Regions from separate parts of the Homo sapiens genome. Here region 1 is linked to region 2. A link is an interaction called in ENCODE POLR2A ChIA-PET data of the cell type or tissue named here. Cell type or tissue: GM12878. All regions are shown on one strand. Region 1 overlaps ATXN1 (ataxin 1). Region 2 overlaps GMPR (guanosine monophosphate reductase).

Region 1 (5,000 bases), 97 kb before region 2:
GACTCCCTGGTTCAAGTGATTCTTCTGCCTCAGCCACCCGAAGAGCTGAGATTACAGGCACGTGCCACTATGCCCAGCTAATTTTTGTATTTTTAGTAGAGATGGGTTTCACCATGTTGGCCAGGATGGTCTCGATCTCCTGACCTCGTGATCTGCCCACCTTGGCCTCCCAAAGTGCTGGGATTACAGGCATGAGCCACTGCGCCCGGCCTACAGTTAATTTCTTATAGGTAGAAAGAGTCCACTCTCAAATAACAATAAAAAGTATAGTATCGTAAATACACAAACCAGTAACATAGTCATTTATTTTCACTATCAACTATTATGTACTGTGCGTAATTGCATGTGCTATACTTTTATAGGACTGGCACTGCAGGACGTTTATATATACCAGCATCACCACAAACATATGAGTAATGTATTACACTATTACATTGGACAGCTACAGCATCAGTAGGCAGTAGAAAATTTTCAGCTCCATTATAATCTTATGTGACCGCTGTCACATATGCAATCCGCGGCTGACCCAAATGTTGTTATGTGGTGCATGACTTTATATCCACTATACAAGTAGATGTAATTAACCTCAGTCATACAGATAATAGTAAAATAGAGTAAAATGAGGGATGATGATGAGTTTTTGTTTTTGTTCTTGTTTTTTTTTTTTTTTTTTTTTGAGACGGAGTTTCGCTCTTGTTGGCCAGGCTGGAATGCAATGGCGCAATCTTGGCTCACCGCAACCTCCACCTCCCGGGTTCAAGTGATTCTCCTGCCTCAGCCTCCTGAGTAGTGTGATTACAGGCATGAGCCACCATGCCCAGCTAATTTTGTATTTTTAGTAGAGACGGGATTTCTCCATGTTGGTCCGACTGGTCTCGAACTCCCCGATCTCGGGTGATCCGCCTCGCCTCAGGAGTTTTTAATATAATTTATTAAACCATAAGTTTATATAAGTTAATTTTTAACATTGGCTATGTTGAACGCTTGGCTGTCAAGCTTAACTGTTAGCTCTCACAGACCTGGCTCCAACATGCTACTGTTTCTCCTTGGCTGTGTTACAGTACAAAGTTATACCATGAATTAGCAAGTTCAGGACCATCCTGGAAAGCCAGCGTGGAAAATGCAGTCATAAATGGATTTTTATTTCTGTGGACTTTGGACTGGCTGTCTACTCTTGGTCTCACATTCTCTACTGCATATCTCTTTGGCTAAGAAAATTAGTATTGAAAAATGGTTTATGGATCTAGTTATTGGAGCTAGTATTCAACTTTTTAGTTACTTAAAAGATAGGACTTAAACAGAGCTGAATTTTATAGGGTCTTTTATTTTCTTCTTTGGTCCTTAAGAGAAGACTGCAGAAAACTAGACAAGAGGAATTTGAATGTTCTCATAACAAAGAACTGATAAAGGTTTGAAGTGAAAAATATGCTAATTACCGTGAATTGATCATTACACAATATATACATGTATTGAAACATCATACTCTAGCCCATAAATATAAGAAATTATCAGATGTCAATTAACAATGGAATAAAATGAAATTAAATTTTAAAATGAAAACATTCTAGAAAATATTCCCAAGAAGAGATTTATTTATTTATTTTTCTGGCTATCTATCCTTAAGGGTTCGGGAAAAAATGGCCGGTGGAGAACAAAAGATTGAAATTTTAGCTCATTCATGATGCACGTGACCGGGAAGGAGTGTTAAGATGTCCTGTACTTCCTTCCATAATCACAGGTTGAGGTGAGGGTTGCCTAAAGTCTGATCAGCCACATTTTGACAGTGGAGACTCAGAGGCCTAGTTAGGAACACAGAAGGAAAAATGTTAAAGGCAGACCTTTATAACCAAAACAATCAACAGGTCTAAAAGCCAAAGAAACCAGTATTTCAGAATTGTTAACTTACTCCTAGATGTGTGTTAGGCATCGGGCTTATCTTAAAGAAGTGTCTTAGACCACAGAAACATAGACCCATGATATTTGGACCAAGCATAGGTTAAAACTAGGGGAGGGAGGCACGAATTACAAAAAAAAAAAAAAAAAGGTGATTCCATGTTAGAATCCCATGTTGAAAAGGTATTACACTTTATTGTAATACAGACAAGATTTCACTGTGTTGGCCAGACTGGTCTTGAACTCCTGACCTCGTGATCCTCCCACCTTGGCCTCCCAAAGTGCTGGGATTACAGGTGTGAGCCACTGCGTCTGGCCTAAAAAGCATATTTTAAAATTAGTCACATATGGAAGCTAAGTAGTGCATTTTGTGTTTCCGAACAGGACTTAAAACGTCAGTGCCATAAACACTGGTATGTATTCAGACACACTGGTCATATGTCATGAATTTGGTAGACATATTTGTAGGCAAATAATGTAGAGATAGAGTCACATATTTTAAACTAAACAACTCACTATGAACCATCATGATGGTTCACACCTACAATTCCAACACTTTGGAAGGCCAAGGTAGGAAGATCACTTGAGGTCAGGAATTCAAGACCGGCCTGGGCAAAAAAGCAAAACTCCTCTCTACAAAAAAATTTAAAAATTAGCCGGGTATGGTTGTACATCTCTGTAGTCTTAGCTACTCAGGAGGCTGATGTGGGAGGATTGCTTGAGCCCAGGAGTTTGAGGCTGCAGTGAGCTATGGATGTAACCCAGAAAGACCCTGTCTCTAAAAAAAATAAATATATACAATAAAATAAAAATAAATTAAAAATTTAAAAAGCCACTGTGATTCTTCTCTGTGATCATTCGTAAGTCATACACTATTTTGTGTGGGTGAAACATGTGATCTGTTAGTGGGTCTGAGAAAATCATATTTATTAAGCAAAAAAGTCAATATGTGCTTGTGTTTTGCTTATGAATTTACTCGAATAAAATGTCTGAAGGTCTTGAAACTTCTTAAAAGAAAATGGTTCTTACTTCATTTTGGTGTGTTTACATTAAGGGGAGCCATGTGACCTCTTATGAGAGTTACTGTCAAATTTCAAGTGCATGGGCATTGCCTGGAGGACTTGTTCAAACACAGATTGCTGGAAAGCCCAAGAATTTGCATTTGTAACAAGTTTACAGGTGATCATGATGCCGCTTTCCCTGGGTGACTCACTTTGAGAACCACTGTCTTGTGAGTTTAGAGATAAAGAATGGTTGAGGTCGTGTGCGATGGCTCATGCCTCTAGTCCTAGCACTTTGGGAGGCCAAAGCGGGTGGATCACCTGAGGTCAGGAGTTCGAGACCAGCCTGCCTAACATGATGAAACCCTGTCTCTACTAAAAATACAAAAATTAGCCAGGTGTGGTGGCGGGCGCCTGTAATCCCAGCTACTCAGGAGGCTGAGGCAGGAGAATCGCTTGAACCTAGAAGGCGGAGGTTGCAGGGAGCCAAGATTACACCGCTTCACTCCAACCTGGGCTATAGAGCAAAACTCCATCTCAAAAAAAAAAAAGAATGGGTTGGAAAAAATGTCTGCACATCAGTAAGCACAAAATAACCATTGATAAATAGCATTACAAGCATCCAGGATCCTAACAGGAGGGGAGAAAATCAGGCCACTTTAGAAACACTTTTATGACTGGCAGTTATCCAGTTTGCTACTAAGGTCAGGTCTAAAAGATTGTTAAGACTAGCCTGTTTCTGTATCCATGGGTATCAGCTGGGGAAGCCAAGTTCTGTCTTTGTGCTTGGCAGCCCTCCCCAATGCCATGTCTCTGCTGATGACATTGGAATTTCCTCCAAATTAAACAGCCTGACAGCAGCCATCTGTAAAGAAGGCAGCAAGGTTACGAGTGATCACTGGCTAGTGCCATTTCTGCTGCCAACCAGGCAGGCAAAGCTTCTGGCATGTTCTTGACCACCTCTGAGAAGAGTTGATGTTTCCTTTGGGGTATCATAGAGTTTCTGCCACCCAGCTCTGTTTCTCTGCCTCCTGGTGCCTGCCCCTAATTATTGCATAGTTGTCACTGATCCTGGTAACCTGACTGCTGGATTTTTGCTCCAGAAACCTACAGTAAAGGAGACCGTAGGCCACCAGAAGCCAGGAGGAAACATCAGGCTGCAGTCAAGGGCACTGCCTTCTCCCCTCCAGGCTGCTGGGCTTTGAGGGCAGAGAAATAAAAAGACTGAAAGGGATTAGAGGCCTGGAGTCCACAACAAAGCCCTGTAGTCATCCACCACCTTGCACAGCCTCTTCCTGCCATGCTTACAGGTGAAAAGTCTAGTTCATAGGACACATTGCTTTTCCAGAACCTTCCGCTGCCTTCCAGAGCCAGCATTCTTCCTGAAAACTCTCTCTTGCCAGTTGTTTGCCTTCAGAGTTACAGTTTAAAAACCAACACTTAAACTGATATCCTCTGAAGAAAAAAACAGATAACAAATTCATGAATCATAGTTATACTTAAATTTCCTCCGTCACAGAGAAACATGTTATTTTTAGAAAGTGGATCCCAAACCTAACTGATCAGAATCCCTTGGGGGAAATGTTTTTAAAAAATACCATTACCTGTGCACTGGCCCAGAAAATCCAGGGCCATTAGAGACTGCAAATGTCTGAGAATCTGTGTTTCCTAAAAGGCACAATGGTGATTCTGATGGGCAGCCATGTTTGAGAACCTCTGATTGAATTGTGCACAATTTTGATGGTGCTGCTGTTGCATTATAGGTAATTCAAAGAAGAGCTTCTTTTTTTTAAAAAAAAATAGTAATCTATAAATATAATAGTTTTCATCTGAATAGTGTTTTCTTGTTTTCAGAAGACCTTCATAACTTTTTTTTTTTTTTTTTTTTTTTGAGATGGAGTCTTGCTGTGTCACCCAGGCTGGAGTGCAGTGACGCAATCTCGGCTCACTGCAACCTCCGCCTCCCAGGTTCATGTGATTCTCCTGCCTCAGCCTCCTGATTAGCTGGGATTACAGACGTGTGCTCCTACGCCCAGCTAATTTTTTATATTTTTAGTAGAGATGGGGTTTATCCATGTTGTCCAGGCTGATCTCAAACTCCCAACC
Region 2 (5,000 bases):
TTGTACTTGCACTAGCTTTTTTAAACAAATATTAAAAAATGGAAGAATTCATATTCTATTTTCTAATCGTGGTGTGTCTATTTGTAGGATACACTCGAGTCTGTTTATTGAATTTTATGGTCCCTTTCTTTGATGGTGCTTGCAGGTTTTCTAGGTAGAAATTATTTCATTATTATAATAAAACAATGTTTGATTCAAAATTTGAACAAAATTGTTTTAAATAAATTGTCTGTATACCAGTACAAGTTTATTGTTTCAGTATACTCGTACTAATAAAATAACAGTGCCAATTGCAGATGTGTGTCTTTGCCTTCTGTTGGGTCCTCAAGGAAGAGGCCAGGAAAAGAGTGCTAATTCCTCCTCCTTATTGACCCCCGCTCACGAGTTCTCCCTGGGTAGGTCGGAGGTAGGGAGGTGTGACATGAGGCATTGCCTTCGCTGCTAATGTTTTGGGGGGAAGAGTACGTGTGAGATGAGGTTCTAAGATAAAAGGCACACAGCCACACCTGATGTCTTGGTTTCTTCAGTTCATGTTTATGCCTCCTAGCTGAACACTGCTGTTCACAAGAGGTATACTTGTCTTTAAACATGTGGTAGCTTCATGCGCTCGTGTGGCATAATCTATACACTCCTTACAGATTTGCTCTAAACTGGTTAGTGGTCTGTAAGTGGAAAATTTATTTTTACTTCCTGTAATTCAAGCTCATTAGAAATTCAGCGAGCAGACCGGGCACAGTGGCTCACGCCCATAATCCCAACAGTTGGGGAGGCCGAGGCACAAGGCCTGCTTGAGCCCAGGAGTTCGAGACCAGCCTAGTCAACATAGTAAGACCTCATCTCTACAAAAAATGAAATTAGCCGGGTGTGGTGGCACATACCTATGGTCCCAGCTACTTAGGGGACTGAGGTGGGAGGATCGCCTGGGGCCAGGAGGTCGAGGCTGCAGTGAGCCATAATCATACCGCTGCACTCCAGCCTGGGCGACAGAGCAAAACTCTGCCTCAAAAACAAAAAAAAAACCCAACTCCTCGAGCAGGTCTCTCAGCATGTGGAGGAACTCCCCGTTTACCTCAAGAGTACCACATTACAGCTTTGCACTGGGCCCAGTCTTGGAAAGATATGGCTTAGCAGTTGTGCCAGAAAAAGTAATTCCTCAAGAACCCATAGCTTCCAGGTGGAATCCCCTGCACCCACCTCAACCCACCTCAACCCACCTCAAGACCTTCCAGCCTCAAGGTTACACAGAGGTGGGAGAACGCTTGGGGTTAAATTCATTTTCACTTAGCCAAGGAGGAACTATCTTCTTGGGAAGGTGTTTTGGACTCTCCTCTGATTATTTAGTTGAGGTCCTGACACATTATATAATAAATATGTGAAAGGACACACAGCAAACCAGAGCTGTGTAGGTGCAACTCAGGCTACAAGGGCTGCCCCAGGTCCTGTGGAGTAGCCCGGGCAAATGTGCCTGTGTGCTGTGGGCAAACTCGGCAAAGCAGTCTGCATCTCTGCCTTCCCTTTTTGTTTGTGTGAGATACTGATTGTTCTGACAAGTTTGGGGTCCAGTGGCTGTGTTACTTACCTCAGCTGGTGAAATCAATTAGGGGGAACCATACCTTCAGGTGCTGCAGCGGGGCAGGACTTGAAACCATCAAAAGCACTGCCAGAGCCCTCAGATGGAACGGCCAGAGTGGCCCAAGGCAAATGGCGTCGAGTTCACTGGCTGTCCTCCTCCTCCCCCAGCTCTGGCACAGGAAGCCCAGTGGGTCAGCAGCAAAGCTGCATGCTTCATCTCCAGGTCCTGTGGGACACCCGGTCCAAGGGACACTCTGGTGTGGGCTCCCCCAGCCCCACTCCTATCAGAGGCAGAGATGAACCTGCTAAGGCAAACGGTGACGGAGCCTTACAAGTTCTCTTTATGGGCCAGGCGCGGTGGCTCACACCTGTAATCCCAGCACTTTGGGAGGCTGAGGTGGGTGGATCACCCGAGCCCAGGAGTTTGAGACCAGCCTGGGTAACATGGCAAAAACCCATCTCTACTAAAAACATAAACATTAGCCAGACGTGGCGGGCACCTGTAATCCCGGCTACTCTGAAGGCTGAGGCACGAGAATCACTTGAACCTGGGAGGCGGAGGTTGCAGTGAGCCGAGATTGTGCCACTGCACTCTGCCTGGGTGACAGAGCAAGACTTGGTCTCAGGAAAAAAAAAAAAAAAAAAGACATTCTCTTTCTGAAGGCTCTGCTTCAAAATGGTCCTAACGAGTTTTTGATTTTGTAACTACTCAGTTACAAGCAGCTGGAAGACCACAGAGAGCAAGGCGGGGAGCCTGCAGCCAAGCCCCATGTCTTGCTCCACGTTAAATCGCCTCTTGGCCCTCCCGTCTCCAAAGTGCAGCCCTTGTGTTTCTACAGGTGCAAGAGTTATTCTTAATGGGCCGGGCACAGTGGCTCACACCTGTAATCCTAGCACTTTGGGGAGGTTGACGCAGGTGGATGGCTTGAGCCCTGGAGTTTGAGACCAGTCTGGGCAACATGGTGAGACCCTGTCTCTATAAAAAATACAAAAATTAGCTGGGCGTGGTAGCAGGTGTCTGTAGTCCCAGCTACTTGGGAGACTGAGGTCAGAGGATCACCTGAGCCCGGGAGGTCAAGGCTGTGGTGAGCTGTGATCCTGCCACTGCACTCCAGCCTGGGCAACAGAGACCCTGTCTCAAATTAAAAAAAAAAAAAAAAAAAAAAAAAAAAAACTCTTAATGGATTTAGTAGGGGAAAGTATTACAATGGAGACAATGCTGCTGGCTGGATCTCTAAACATAATCTTAAAGGACCAACAGTGGGCCTGTATTATCCCAGAGTGTGACAGCTCTGGTTGGACCCTTCTCATGCCATCGGTCACTGTGGACAATCAGGCCATTCATTCACCCTGGCACAGCAGCACCCTGTGGATCTTCTCTACTCCAGGGTCATTGCTTGCCTTTCCAAAGAAAACTGACTTGTGTATCTGCTCTTCAGCCTTATTAAAAAGCAAAGTAAAACAACCTGATCTGCATACGCTTTCCAGGCCTGGAACTCAATACTTCAAAGTTTAGCGGCCGGTCATCACTTCTTCTGCGTTCACTGTTTAAACAAGCATCCTGGTGGACTGCTGCAGGTCAGCTGCAGAGGCCAATTCTCCAAGACAATGTCATTGTTCCCAACCCGTTAACTGACCCTTATACAGTAGTGCCATGTGGTCCTTCCGAGAAAGGATTCACTGGCACACTGAGGGAATGGCTCTAACTCATGTCTCAAACCAATGCCTTTTAGGATGCCACTGATCAAAGCTTTGGCTCTTTTTCAGTGTGACTCCACCTGCTAATTTCTTGGGAGACAACCTTCCCATAAAACATCCTGTGGAATTTCAAATTAAGACAAGTTGGGACTGAGAAGGGGGAAAAAAAAGATGGAGGAAAACAAAACGAAATGAGAAGCCAGGACAGGGACAGCTTCCTAGAGGCAACAGCAAACTGGTAGCGACAGATGACTTGTCCCTGAAAAGCACATGTAATGAAACTCGGGGAAAACACATTGGCTCAACTTTGTGAGTATCAGCTGGGAAAACAATTCATGTTCATCTGTCCAGTTAATTGCTTTTGTTCTTTTGCAGCAACCAAAAGCTAGAGGTGAGGGATGCCAGTTACTTTGACTCCGGCCTGTCCACCCTTGGCCCCCGCACTGTCCTCCTCTCCTTGCCCCTCCTAAGGTGACTTGTCTGCTAATCGCCGGGAGAGGCTTGCCATCAGCCTGTCTAGGAAGGTAGCAAAACAAATCCCAAACCATTCAACTTGACTCCTGGAAATACAAACTCCAGCAACTCCATTAAGTCTTAAGATAATAGCATTATATTAAAGTGAAACCATCTTCTTTTAAAAAAGAAAGAAAAACAAAGAAAGGGAGAGAGAAAGAGAAAAAGAGAAAGGTGCAAGTGTTGGTTTGAACAATGAGGTTATGAGTTCTGGGCAGCAGGGCTCTGATGTTGGCCCAATCGGTGCCTTGCGTCTGGGCCCCGAGAAGGCAGGCGGGAGAGCCCCGAAGCCTCCAGGCAGCAGGAGACAGAAGAGAGGACACAGCATTCCACCATTCAGGAGCAGCCAGAAGCTCTGACGGAACAGACTTGGGGGGAGATGGGAAAAGCAGGTTTGGACGCTTCCACTCGAGCCAGACGCTGCTTTGTCCCCAGGGTTAGCTGAACACGGTGTTGTGCTGCTGGGTCACCCGGATGAATGTTGCCCTCCTGCTGAGCTCCTTGAGTTTGGCGGCCCCCACGTAGGTGCACGTGGACCTCAGTCCCCCGAGAATATCCAGGATAGTGTTTTCCACATCTCCTTTGTAAGGAACTTCCACAGTCTTACCCTCAGAGGCTCTGGAAGACGATAGAAGTTTTCTTTTTATCTAGTTTCCCGCCCCACCTTAAGAGCCCAATTAGAATTACTCCCAGCTCCAGCACTTTCTGTAGCCCCCAAGGCACTCAGAAAACCAGACCCCACCCTCTGACCCCATCCCCACATTTCTACCAAGTGCCAAGATGATCACCAGCATCTCAGATGAACACATTCCTCCCGCCCAAAGGGCACGGGCTCATTGCTGGCTGCCCTGCATGTTGCGGAGAGGAAAGTCCTGGTGAGCAGCGCTTGAAGGAGTCAGGGACCCATAACACCCTGCTTGGTGCCATTCTCTCCAGCAACGTGCTCCCCTCTGCTGCTAACAGAAACCACCTTTACCTTTCTATTCTACCTCAACATGCACACCAACTTCCCAACAACCAGGAGCCCAAAATGCCCCCAGAATGGCCCTGGCCGATTCCCCCCTGGAAACAGCCTCCTGTCCTCCTACGTCAACAACAGGAAAAGTCCAGAGCTTCACCTCCCGCCTGTCTGGTCTAAGATCAGAAATCAAGTGTCTTCAAGGGGGACGACCAGGACGAGGAGGACATAAAATGGATAGCGCAGGTCCTACCAGCTT

What was found. ChIA-PET counts read pairs that join two places held together with the same protein. Peaks named below come from ENCODE experiments on the same cell type or tissue, not always from the same donor. Only the 100,000 strongest peaks of a DNase experiment are listed, where the experiment ranks them.
Region 1: POLR2A ChIA-PET joins it to region 2 with 6 read pairs; 3 of 35 experiments call an interaction of 5 or more read pairs at or near these places.

What each region holds. Positions count from the first base shown.
Region 1 is chr6:16,390,947-16,395,946 of GRCh38, reverse strand. All of the region lies in intron 6 of ATXN1 (ataxin 1), which reads left to right. Among named protein-coding and RNA genes, the nearest start is that of GMPR, 150 kb to the right of the region's middle. In GM12878, no CTCF peak of the experiment used is centred here; a DNase peak (open chromatin) is centred at 3,066.
Region 2 is chr6:16,294,407-16,299,406 of GRCh38, reverse strand. GMPR (guanosine monophosphate reductase) reads right to left here. Exons shown (of 9, transcript NM_006877.4): 9 at 3,858-4,401. The coding sequence ends at 4,221. It overlaps ATXN1 (ataxin 1), which reads left to right. Exons shown (of 8, transcript NM_001128164.2): 8 at 1-295. Among named protein-coding and RNA genes, the nearest start is that of GMPR, 58 kb to the right of the region's middle. In GM12878, no CTCF peak of the experiment used is centred here; no DNase peak of the experiment used is centred here.